Regions from separate parts of the Homo sapiens genome. Here all the other regions are linked to region 3. The links are chromatin contacts, found by Hi-C or POLR2A ChIA-PET in ENCODE. All regions are on one chromosome and are shown on one strand. The core of a region is the stretch at or near the end of the contact, and the rest is flanking DNA. Distances in the headings are between cores, read along the strand shown.

The links. A loop is a pair of places that touch in the nucleus more often than their neighbours do. ChIA-PET counts read pairs that join two places held with the same protein, here RNA polymerase II (POLR2A). Pooled maps may share reads with other maps.
Region 1: a loop to region 3 is called in a map of PC-9, with 4 times the contacts of the local background. The contact joins two enhancer-like sites. A Hi-C loop is called at or near these places in 2 of 168 maps with a recorded cell type or tissue (PC-9 and posterior vena cava) and 2 of 50 pooled maps. POLR2A ChIA-PET finds 5 or more read pairs at or near these places in 3 of 52 experiments (H1, Panc1 and activated B cell).
Region 2: a loop to region 3 is called in a map of Caco-2, with 10 times the contacts of the local background. The contact joins two enhancer-like sites. A Hi-C loop is called at or near these places in 4 of 168 maps with a recorded cell type or tissue (Caco-2, Right ventricle myocardium superior, astrocyte of the cerebellum and 1 more) and 2 of 50 pooled maps. POLR2A ChIA-PET finds 5 or more read pairs at or near these places in 6 of 52 experiments (A549, AG04450, K562 and 3 more).

What each region holds. Positions count from the first base shown.
Region 1 is chr1:22,824,234-22,828,009 of GRCh38, reverse strand. The region is part of intron 3 of EPHB2 (EPH receptor B2); the gene reads right to left. Among named protein-coding and RNA genes, the nearest start is that of MIR4253, 37 kb to the left of the region's middle. RefSeq lists enhancers at 1-245, 428-967 and a silencer at 680-974. Within about 2 kb of position 1,314, at least 12 of the 41 ENCODE cell types and tissues checked have a DNase peak (open chromatin) inside an H3K27ac peak, as active enhancers do.
Region 2 is chr1:22,748,872-22,752,910 of GRCh38, reverse strand. All of the region lies in intron 1 of EPHB2 (EPH receptor B2), which reads right to left. Among named protein-coding and RNA genes, the nearest start is that of MIR4684, 31 kb to the right of the region's middle. RefSeq lists an enhancer at 2,348-2,397. Within about 2 kb of position 2,095, at least 21 of the 41 ENCODE cell types and tissues checked have a DNase peak (open chromatin) inside an H3K27ac peak, as active enhancers do.
Region 3 is chr1:22,788,550-22,792,867 of GRCh38, reverse strand. All of the region lies in intron 3 of EPHB2 (EPH receptor B2), which reads right to left. Among named protein-coding and RNA genes, the nearest start is that of MIR4684, 71 kb to the right of the region's middle. RefSeq lists enhancers at 1-402, 1,588-2,088. Within about 2 kb of position 2,432, at least 4 of the 41 ENCODE cell types and tissues checked have a DNase peak (open chromatin) inside an H3K27ac peak, as active enhancers do.

The sequences.
Region 1 (3,776 bases), core at 65-2,564, 36 kb before region 3:
AGTGTGTGGCTGTGTGGACACACACATGACTGTGAGTGCTCACGTTTATAGCCCTGGCTCTGTCTCTGTATCACTGTGCATGTCCCTCACGTGCAGGTCTCTAAATGCATGTGGATGGTGAAGGCCCCTGGAGCAAGGCCAAGGGTCTGTCACCTTTTGGCTTGTTATCTCTGCAGTCGCCTGAGTCCTGGCGGAGCCATTTCCAGGCGTGAGTGAGACAGGGAACAGGAGGGTTAGCAGGTAGCACTCAGAATTAGGCTTCTTTTAACTCTTCTGACTCTGTGTAAAGCACTCTGGGCTCTAGCACTTCACCACCATCATCACTGGCATGGTTTGATTGAGGACTTACTATGACCCAGGCGCTTTACATGAGTCTCCTAAATTAAGTCTTCACAGTGACCTCACGAGGTAAGTGCCATCATTACCCATTTTCTAGATGAGAAAATTGAGATTTCAGGAGATGCATCCCAAAGTCACTGGCTGGTTAGCAGTCAGGTTGCATGCAGGCTTGACGGACAGCAAAGCCACTACTATGTATAACACTACCATGCTAAAGGCCAGGCTGGCGGCCACTGGACCCTTGCGGAGAATACACTGGGGACGAGGGGCACCTCTCTTCCACCTGCTCCTGCGGGCCCCTGCTGTGAGCCAGGTTGGGAGCAGAGCACACACAGATGGGAGCAATCCAGTTCCTGCCATGAATATATTCAATGCAAGACAAAAGAGAGGACCTGGGCCTGGGGGCGGCACATGTTCCAGGGGCTCCGAGGACAGACTGACACATTCATCTGGGGAAGCCAGGGAGGGCTCTCTGCAGGTGGCCTGGTCTGAGCTGGATCTGAAGAAATGTGAGGAGTTTCCATGAGCAAGGGAGGGGAATCGAGAAAGGTGAGGGGTTCTTCTCCTTTCATAGAAATCTTGTGCTCTGGTAGGGAGGAAGCGGGGCAGGAGCTCTGGATTCCATACTCATTTACTAAGAATTTCAGGAAAAACTGGTTTAGCTCAGACTGGACTGAAAGCAAAGATCAACTGGAGGTCAAAGGCAGGGGGAGGGGACTGTGGGACATCCAGAAAGAACCTGGCTCAATTTATAAACCCTCTCTAGGTTTGGACCTGTGTCAGGCCACGGGGACACAGTGAGCCAGACTGGCTCCAGCATTGCTGGAAGAGCTTGCTGTCCTGGGGGAGGCAGGCGTGACAGCATTTCTCAGGGCCAGACAAGGAGGGAGCTGTGGGACATCCAGAAAGAACCTGCCTCAATTCATAAACCCTCCCTGGGTCCGGACCTGTGTCAGGCTGCGGAGACACAGTGAGCCAGACCAGCTCCAGCACGGCTGGAAGAGCTCACTGTCCTGGGGGAGGCAGGCGTGACAGCATTTCTCAGGGCTGGACAAGAACAGACTCTTTAGAAACGGAAATGGTCTTTTGTGGCCCTTGGAGACTACCTCTCCAGTCCTCCGATGCCAGGAGCAAGGATGCCTTCCCCCTTGAGAGATCACTGGGAGAGAAGTGTTGCTTTAGAACTGGTCAAAACCAAATTGTCTGTTAGAATCAGCATCCAAATCTAAACATCAAAAGTTTAAATTCTCCTAGAATTCCTGGGCCCCTGAGAATATATTTGGGACCCTCTCCCCATTCTGGGGTTTGCAGACCCCAGTTGCAGAAAGTGTGAGCTATATTCTGGGAACTGGTACTACAAGGAAATGCCAAACATACTCCTTAAGCCCAAGGCCGTGGGGAGAGGCAGGTGCGCCCACCTTTTTCTAAAGAGTGCACTATCTATGCTTCTGGAGGTCACACTGAACGCACTTAGTAGACTCACTGCCTGAAGGAAGGCAGCCTCCCTGCCTCCTGCTTCCTCACTCCAATTCACTCCCGCACTGCCAGTGGCCAATCAGCTGATCTAGCTACTCTCCTGCTCAGAATCTGGCCGTGGCTCCCCAGTGCCCTCAGGGTTACAGCTTAAATCCCTGAGCTGGCATCCAGCCTCAGCAGGGGCCTCCTCACTCCTCAGGCCTCAGCCTTCAACCCACCCTGCACTCTTAGCTCCCAGCCACTCTGGGACAAGGGATCTGACTCAGATCCTGGACTCTCCCCTCCCCACCTCAGACACCAGCCAGCATCCCCCCAGACGATCCTCATTTGTCTAACTCTCTTGGCAGATGCTTCTCTGGCTCCTGCCAGGGGCAGACATGTTGATTTGGTTTCCCACCTGCAGCAGGGTCCTGGTGACCAAGGCAGCCACTGCCTCCTCAGCTAGTTCCTGCTTTGCCTTGCAAAAGGCAGAGGCCACACCTGGCCCCCAGGGTGGCCCTAGCCCCTGGCTCCCACTTAGTTCTCCTGCTCCAGATGTCAGGTTTTCTGAGCCAGCTGTACATCTATTCTCTAACTCTGGCCAACGCATGAGGGGGTTCAGAGAGCATCTTGTTCTCCCTCTTCCTGCCCCTTCCAACTTATGGATGGGAGTGAGGTGTAAGCCCAGAGAGGGTGAGAGACTTGAAGGTAGCAGCAAAGCTAGGCCTGAGACCTGGGTATCCTGAGTCCTGGACCAGTGCTCCGCTCACCCCCTGATCTAGGCTCCTTCCCAGCCCTCTCCACTCTTGACCCAAGGGTGGCTGTCATAGTGTGTGTTCCAACTGGATCATCCGAGGAGTTAGGTGTGTATGCAGATCACCCCTGAAAAACTGCATCTTTGGTGAAAGCGGGATGCCAGCATCTAGGTTATCAGCCCCATCTCATTAGCCCCATCCATGGATTAGATCTTCCTTCCTTCTGACCATCTATCCAACTGTATAACTAACGAATGGGGCTGATAACCTAGAATGGCTCAGAGAGGTCAAGTGCTTTTCCTAAGGTCACACAGGAATCCAGGTTTACCTGAATCGGAGCTTATGTCCAGAAAGTATGGTCAGTTTACGGGGTCTTCTTGAGATCAAGGTGCAGTCACAGACTATGCTCCTGACCTATGAATGTTCTAGGAGCTCCTGATGACTTGAGAATACTTCCTTGAGAAGATGAGGAAAGTGTCCCATCCCCAAGTCCCCTTCCCGCAGGGCTGCAGAGGAGCCAGGCTCTGTTACCAGCTCTGCCCATCGCTGGGCTGTCTGGCAATGCCCCTGGGAACCTGGCACTGGCCAACCCACCCTGCCCTGGCCACAGGTGCCCTGGGACGGAATGCTCACGGGGCTGCCATCCCAGGCTGGAGCTGAAAATTAAATTAAAACCACGACAGGGACAGTTAATTAAAGCAGATTAGCGCGAGACTAATTAGGGACACTGACACTGGAACCATCGCACTCCAAGATGTTAATTAGCTGTTCATTAATGTCAGCTCCCTGTTCAAGGTAGAAATATGAACAGCCCTTCTCCGGGGCTTCATTCTGGAGCTGAGTAAACAGGGGCGGCTGCCCAATGGCAGGCCCAGCCTCCACCCGTCTTCCCTCCCTCCTTCTGGCCCTGGTATCTGCCTACTCCCTTTGTCTCCATCCTATACCAGTTTCTGAATATTGGCACCGCCAGAGAGACCCTGGACCCATGGAAAGGAAGAGCGCAGCTGGGGCCCAATACACAACAGCTCTGGAAGGTGGCTTACCTGCTCTGTAAGCCAGCCTTGTTCACAGGAAACTCTCTGTCTCTGCCTTCCTACTCACTGGCCTGAGTTGGATGGAGGCCTTTCTTCTTCTTTTCTTCTTTCTTTCCTTCTTTCTTTCTTTCCTTCCTTCCTTCTTCCCTCCCTCCCTTCCTTCCCCCATCCATCAGTTAGACCTTCCTTCCTT
Region 2 (4,039 bases), core at 846-3,345, 40 kb after region 3:
TCAGGAGGCTGAGGCAGGAAGATTGCTTGAGCCCAGTAATCTGACGCTGCAGCAAGTCATGACTATACCACTGCACTCCAGCCGGGGCGACAGAGCAAGACTCCAATTCAAAACATATGTGTGTGTGCATGTGTGTGTGTGTACGTGTAAGTATAAATATATACTTTATAAATATTAAAATACATGAAAATAATATTAAAATATTAAAAATGTATTTACATGCACATATTTTTATATACAAATATATAGATCAGCCTGGATCCAACTCTGCTCAGGCCTTCTTCAGAGGCTCTTACTAAAAAGCAGGTTTTAATTCCCTTGTATGTCCTGACTACGTGGTAATTTTATATTTTATTTTATTATTTTATTTTATTTTTGTATTATTTTATTTTATTATTTTATTATTATATTTTATTATTATTCTTTCTTTGAGGCAGGGTCTCACTCTGTAACCCAGGCTGGAGTGCAATGGTGCAACCTCAACCTCCTGGGCTCAAGCCATCCTCCCACCTCAGCTTCCCAAGTAACTGGGATAACAGGTGCACACCACCATGCCCAGCTAATTTTTGTATTTTTGTAGAGATGGGTTTTCGCCGTGTTTCCCAGACTGGTCTTGAACTCCTGGGCTCAAGGAATCTGCTTGCCTTGGCCCCCCAAAGTGCTGGGATTATGGGCGTGAGCCCACCCCACCTAGTAATTTTAGAGTGTTGCACACTTTTCTGCCTACACAAGGAATAAAAACAATCATAAATAACACCTGTGAAGTAGGTCAGACATTTCCAAGAACACTCATCATGTTTAAGTTTCACAATAACCCTGCATGGTTTCACTGGACAGATGAAGAAACTGAGGCTGGGAGTGGAGAAATGACCAACCCAAGGCCACACGGAACTAGTGAACGCCCAAATCCAAAGCCTGTGACTGGTGTCACTGTGCACAGGGTGGAACTCCAGACCGAAGCCTGATTTTTAAAGAAGACAGCCCCCAACTTGGGGTATTCTCATCTCTATGATGGGGACAATGGCCCTAATTCATTCTCCGCTTCCCAGGACCCTCATGGAGAAAGCTGGTGGCCTTCATGACAAAGGAGGCAGCCCTGCAGCGAGGCAACTCCAGAAGGAGCTGACATCATTCCCGCCTTTCTGTGTGGCAGGTGATCCTCCCAGCCCACTGTCTTTGATCTTGTACATCCCCATTTCCTACCTGAGGATGGCACAGCTTGCAGGGGCTAAGCATCCTAAAGAAAGCCACATAGTGGGTATACGGCAGAACCAGGACTTGAACCCAGGGTCAGCTCGCATCTCTCAAGGCAGAGGCTGTGAAAGCTTCTGGAAAGGCGTAAAGGTAGGGAAGGTGAGCCCTGACCAGCAGGCTGAGGACAGAGCTCCCCACTCAGGCTCTGTTGAGACTTGGAAGACAAGGTAAAGACATACAACAGATGTCAGCTCAGCAGTGGCCAAAATGCTGACTTGGGCTTGGGCCTTGGGGCTCAGATCTGCCTGTTCCCAGAACAGCAGAGATAACAGGGATCCTGTTACAGCACCGGGACACTTCTGGGCAGGTGAGCACACCTCTGTGCTCCTGCCACCTGGCGCCCCATCAGTCCTGCGTGCAGGAAGCAGATGGGCGTGGGTGGCAGGTGAGCGCTCCCATCTGTCCTGGCAGCCTCCAGGCTCACTCGCTGTGTGACCTCTGCTAGGTCCCATCCCCTCTCTGTTCTTCAGAGCATCCCCCTCCACCAAATGAAGGGCTTGGACTGACCAGTGTTCTTCAAACTTCAGTAGCCCTTGAACTACTGTTAGGACTTTGGCTATTTCCACACAACCACTTGAACTCCACTTTACTTTTAAATTGGCTCACCTATTTTCATGGAAATAAATTCATCAGTAAAGGAAAAAATCAGGCTACTGCTGGAACTAGAAGAGAGCCAGCACCAATTCTGAGAATCAGAGGTAGTCTGGGGAGATGCTTAAGAGCATGGGCTCTGGGGCCTGCTGCCTGGATTCCTAGTCCTTGCTCTGACACTCTGGAGGTGTGACCCAGGCAGGTTACTCAACCTCTCTGTGTATCAGCTTACTCATCTGGAAGGTGGATAATAGCACCTGTCTCATAAAGTCGTAATGGGGATGAAATATTTGTAATATTTGCAAAGCACTTAGAAAGTGCCATTTGTATGTTTGTTAAATAAAAATATATAAGCTAAACTATTCATGATGAAAACAAGATGATGTCCTGGCATTCCAGCTCCCTAGCAGGTTCTGAGCTTGAAGTCTGCTTTTCCCAATTGAAAAGGGAGATTAGGGGCTGTCAGAGAGGTGTTAGAGACATGCTGGCAGGAAACAGAGACTTTCTCCATGAGTAATCAGCAGGCACGGAGGAGAAGGGAAGGGGAACTTTCTTACTGTGTGATTCAGCGTTATTTAATGCCATTTCCGTGTTCCCCTGGAGCCTGCTCCGTCTGACACTCATGTAAACACAGGACTAAAGCACATCAGAAGTCTGGCTCTGGTGACCCAGGACTCCAGAAAGAGAAGAGAGCAAAGCTCTGATGCCACAGAAGGGTCCGGGCCTCAGCACCCATCCCAGCCCATCTCTCCTGCTCCCCCTGCCCCTTGCCTGCTGAAAATCCTTCTACTGCCCCAGCCACTACCTTCCCTGGATTGTAGGGCTGCCCCAATATAAACTACCCCACTGCCTTTCTTTTCATAGAGAGGTGGCCCATGGGAGAAGTTGAGATAAGGATTCTGGACTTTAAATTCCACATCTGACACTTGCTTGCTGTGTGACCTTGGGCAAGTCACATCCCTGCTCTGGTCTGTTTCCTCATCTGCCAAGTAAGAATATAACTGCCTTCTTCAGGGGGCCTTGGGGGCTTATTAATGAGATAATGCAGGTTAAGGTCTTTGCACAGCTCTGAGTGCACAGCTGGCACTCAATGAATGACAGTTGTTACTATAAATAAATTCAAAATTTGAGAAGAAAGTCCTTTGTCAAACCACACGTCTTGATTAGGGTAACTTCATGTATCCCCTCCTCATCCCCATCCTTTTGTCCGTATGTCTTTCTAGGTGTTCCATGAGGGCAGGGACCAGCTGACTCATCTCAGTATCTTCAGCCCCCAGTATAGGGTCTGGAACCCAATGGAGGTCCAGCTGAGTGAGTGAATGAATGAACGAATGAATGAATGAATGGCTCCGGTAGACATAAGCCACCCTGTGGACGGGGAGGAGACAGCATCCTTCCCCTCTCCATCCTGGGCCCAATACCTTCACCTTCCTTTCCCCTTCCCTCAAAGAGGAGCCAGGAGGGACAGCTCCCCTGGCAATGGGAGCTGATGTCACATAGGATCTGTGACACAAGACAACCAAGAAACACCTGTTGTCACCCACAGAACCAAACACCTTGGTCTGAATCCTTCAATTCACTTCCAGGTTTCTGGTGGATCTTTATCATGTGCCCAGACCTGGGTGAGGCAGTGTTGGGGGTAGAGAGTTCTAGAAGAAATGCACATCCCAGTCCCTGCCCTGCATTCCTCTTTTTTTCCAGGGCACCAACATGCTGGCCAAAAGCAAAGCCAGAAAGTAAAAAGGAGGCTGGGTGTGGTGGCTCACACCCTAATCCCAGTACTTTGGGAAGCCAAGGTGGGCAGATCGCTTGAGGTCAGGAGTTCGAGACCAGCCTGGCCAACCTGGTGAAACCCTGCCTCTATTAAAAATACAAAAATGAGCTAGGCGTGGTGGCACCTGCCTGTAGTCCCAGCTACTAGGGAGGCTGAGGCATGAGGATCACTTGAACCCAGGAGGCGGAGGTTGCAGTGAGGCGAGATCCCACCACTGCACTCCAGCCTGGGCAACAGAGTGAAACTCCATCTCAAAAGAAAAAAAAAAAGCCACAAAGTAAAAAGGAAAGAATGGGACAGGCGCCGATGACCAGCAGCTCACAGACAAGAGGGCCCATGACGTGTAGCCTACCTTGTTGGTTTTCATAAAATGCGATACATTCTACTAGGTTGGTGCAAAAGTAATTCTGGTTTTTGCCA
Region 3 (4,318 bases), core at 1,183-3,682:
CTGCTCTGCTTTCCTCAGCACAACCCCAGTCCCCCTGCACCTTCACTGTCTGTAGATGTATCTGTCACCATCTCTAGGCTGGGTGGGCCTTGGGGGCAGGGGTCATCATGGCCATTTCCAAGGCCCCCTAATGCCTGGCACATGACACTCAACAAGTGTTAGCTTCCTGGTCCTCAATGAAGACATCACTGAGCCCTCCAAGAAGAAGAAAAATCAAGAGCTGAATGATTTCAGTGGATGTCTGATGGATGGATGTATCATGGACAGATGGATGGATGGATGGATGGATGGATGGACCAATGGATGGATAGGAAAGGGGAAGTTGGGGAGGGTGTAGAATTTTTCCTATTTTTAAGAGCAAAGGCCTGAATCACTTGAGTACATTGGCCAGGGTCCCTATCTAATTCCCTTCACAAAAGGCTGGCCTGTGTGGTCTCAGCCCTGGCCTGAGCCTGGGGGTCTGCAGGAGTTGTCTGTCCCCCCTCCTTCTCCCTCAACTGGGTGTCTCCACCCTGTCCTTGAAGAGAAGCAGCAGAATTTCTATGTGGGGGTCTGGGCCTCCCCTCCCACCCAGCATTCCAACCCTCACACCCTTCCCCAGTCAGCATAGCACAGGCTGCCAGCTGGCGGCCTCCCTCCCAGAGCCCACCCCATTGACCGCACCCCACCCCCGCAGACTCCCCCAGACACTTCTGGGCCACTGGTCCAGCCTCTGTAAGAAGGGCTCGAGCTGAAAGCAGGGTGGGAAGGAGGATCCAACTCTGAAGGCCCAGAAAGGACCCCTGGCCCCTCCCTCCCTTGGCTGGGAAGCACAGGATTCTGGAGTGAAACAGAAAATAAAGCCACAGGCATAACATCCCATGCTGGAGAGCATGCCAGCAAACAGGCACTCTCAAAGGCAGCTGCTTGGAGGGTAACTTGGTCCAGCCTTTCTGGAGGGTAATTTGGCAATGTTTGTCAAAAGCTCTAAAAAAAGTACATGCCCTTTGACCCTACAATTCCACGCCTAGAAATGTATCCTACGCAAATATCAGCAGCAATGCAAAAAGACAGAGAAACAATGAGGCTCACCCCAGCATTTGTTTAAGATAGTGAAATACTGCAAGCAATCTATCTGTCAATCAACAGAGCAGTAGTAAATAAATTACGGTACATTTATTCTATGGGATCCTAAGAGCTTCTCCACAATGATGTTATAGCTCTGACATGATATGCAAAGATGTCCACAAAATATTATTATCAAAAATTCTCCTCCTGGGCATGGTGGTTCATGCCTATAATTCCAACACTTTGGGAGGCTGAGGTGGGAGGATCATTTGTGGCCACGAGTTCAAGACCAGCCTGGACAACATAGTGAGATCCTGTCTCTCTGAAAGGAAAAAAAAAAAAAAAAAAAGAAAGAAAGAAAGAAAGAAAGAAAGAAACCCATGTAATTTAAGCAGAAGTCCATTTTTTTCTTAAAACAAAAAATCAGTATGTGTAAATACACATAAATCCACCTGGAAGAACCTATACCAGTTTGTTTCACAGTGCTTATTTCTGGATGATAGGATTATGGGTGATTTTAATTTCTTCCTTTTTGCTTATCAGTAATTTCTAAAGATTCTACAAATAACCTGCATTGCTTTTGTGATAAGGAAAAGTTATTTTTTCCTCAAAATAAAAAGCTCACCAGGAAAAAAAAAAAGTTCACAGGCAAAGACAGTGTTCATAAAAGTCCTTAATCTTATTTTTATAACACTCTTCTGGGTATTTTCTCATTTACTCTGTATAACAGCCCTCTGTTTATTCTGTTTTGCAGATGAGAAAACAAAGGTTGGGAGAGGGTCAGTGGCTCACCCAAGGTCACACAGCTAGTGAGAGGTAGGGCTGGGGTTTGAAAGCAGGTCTCTGAAGCCAAGGTCAAGGAGAGGCCATGAGCTGGGGAGAGAGCAGGGGCTGCACAGCAGGGCAGGGCAGACAAGAGGGAGAGGCTGGGAGGAGAAACCCAGCAGCTGGGAACTGGGGAGTCTGAGCTGGAGCCAGCGAATCAACATGTGCGTGCAACCACCCCGAGCTGGCTAGCAGCCCCTCTCCCCATCCAAGCTAAATATTAAAAATCCCATTACGTCCGATAGCATCGCAGCAATCATGCTCACTGCGGAACTGCCTCCAGATCCCTCGCAGATGCGGGTTGGCCACTGGGAGAGAACAGAGCAAGGTCCCCAAAGAAGGCTAGGTTGGGGGTTCCTGCTGGGCAGGCAGAAGTGGGACTGAGGTGGGTAAGGAGAGACCAAGGAGAACAGGGATCTGGAGACAGGCAGGCTTGGAGAAACTGGGGCAGGGGAACATTCACAATCACACCTATCATACTCTAGAAAGAGTCAGAGAAACAGACTTGGGTGCGGGCAGCTGCTGCAAAGAAGGCATTCCAGGGACACCTTCTGCCACTCCCAGCAGACCTGCTGGCAGGAAGCCCCAGCGGGGACTGGGGTTGGGGAGGGAACAGGGCTCTTCTAAAGGAAGTCCCAGGAATCCTCACCTGGCAGCTGTATGCCCAGTGTAGACCCCGATTAGGCATGCGATAAAAAATGAACAGGTGAATAAATAGGGGAAAATTGTGTCCTAATCCCTATACACTGCAAAGCCCTTTCTACCCATCAAATATGCCTTGTACTGTCACACCTTGGGGCCTTTATTCGTATAGTTCTCTCTGCCTACAATTCCCTTCCTCCCTACCTTCACCCATCCAAATCCTACTCACTCTTCAAGGCCTAATTCAAATGCTACTCCCTCCTTGAAGCCTTCTGAGATACCCAGTCATACAAGATGGCTTTTTCCTCATATTCTCAAAGCACTTTGCCTGGATGGATCTCATTTGTGGCAGCACCATACTCTGCCTCGTTCCCTGGGTGTCTGAGTCCCCTGCTCACCCAGGAGCCACTTCAGACCAAGCCCTGAGTGTCAGGGTTTCTCAGGGACCCTCTGCCTGGAATGCTTTCCCCACAGCCTTCTCAGGCCCATCAGCTCAATGATACCTCTTCCAGGAAGCCCTTCCTGAAGCACGGCCACTTTTTGATCTCTATTGTTGCACAATTCTTTCCCCCTTCACTCATCACATTCTGCAACTAGTTTATTTATTTGCTCACTGACTTTTTCTTCTGTCTTCTCCTATCCACCCACTCAGACAAAAAACTCTGGGAGGGCACTGATGTGTCCGTCTTGTTCATTTCCGTATCTCCCTGCACCTGGAATGTGTCTGGCTCACAGCAGGTATGCAACGCATATTTGTTAGAGGGCTAAATGACCCACAGAGGTTACTCAAAACATGCATGTTGAATGGTTGGCTTCCCCAGGCCCCTCCCCTCTCCCGCTGTGCCCTGTACACAGTAGGCACCAGAGAAGTTGGTCAGATTGAATCAGTTTAGCCCACTCACTGCACTGGGAACTAGTAAGCCTTTGTTCACCATCACTGCCCACACCAGGAATGGTGGCCACTCCCTCTGAGGACTCCCCCACTCTCCATCTGCCAAGAAGACTTAATCCAGCCTTATTTTCTCTAATTTATATTAACAAAGCAATGGATGTTTTCCTATTAAATTATATCTCAATATTAAATGCATCTTTTCAAACCACATCCTCTTAGAGATTCTGCTAATGTTCCACTGCCCCAGGGAGGACAATCCCTGGGGTGGTGTTGGGGCTGGGCTAGTGTCCTTTCTTTGGCCTTAGGTCCCAGCTTGGTCCAGCCAAACATGTGTTATCACATCGTGCGTCTGAGCTCATGGTCCTGGTACAGAATCATCAGGACTGCTTGTTTAAAAATGCTGATTCCAGCTGGGCACGGTGGCTCATGCCTGTAATCCCAGCTTTAGGGAGGCTAAGGCAGGTGGATCACTTGAGTCCAGGAGTTCGAGACCAGCCTGGTCAACATGGTGAAACCCCATCTCTACTAAAAATACAAAAATTAGCTGGGCATGATGGTGCACGCCTGTAATCCCAGCTACTCAGGAGGCTGAGGCACAAGAATTGCTTGAACCCAGGAGGCAGAGCTTGCAGTGAGTTGAGACTGCACCACTACGCTCCAGCCTGAGTGATAAAGTGAGACCCTGTCACAAAAAAAAAAAAAAAAAAACAAAAACAAAAGACAAAAAAACAAAACAAAATAAACCCTGCTGATTCTTGGCCCCATCTCAGAGCCACATTCCCAGACCTGGGGGAGAGGTTTGAGTCAGACCCAGAAACCTGCACTTTAACCAACTAACCAGGTGACTCTGATCCACAATAAAGGTTGAGAAGCCCTAAGCTAGAGGACGAGAAAGCACTTGGCCAATGTTAC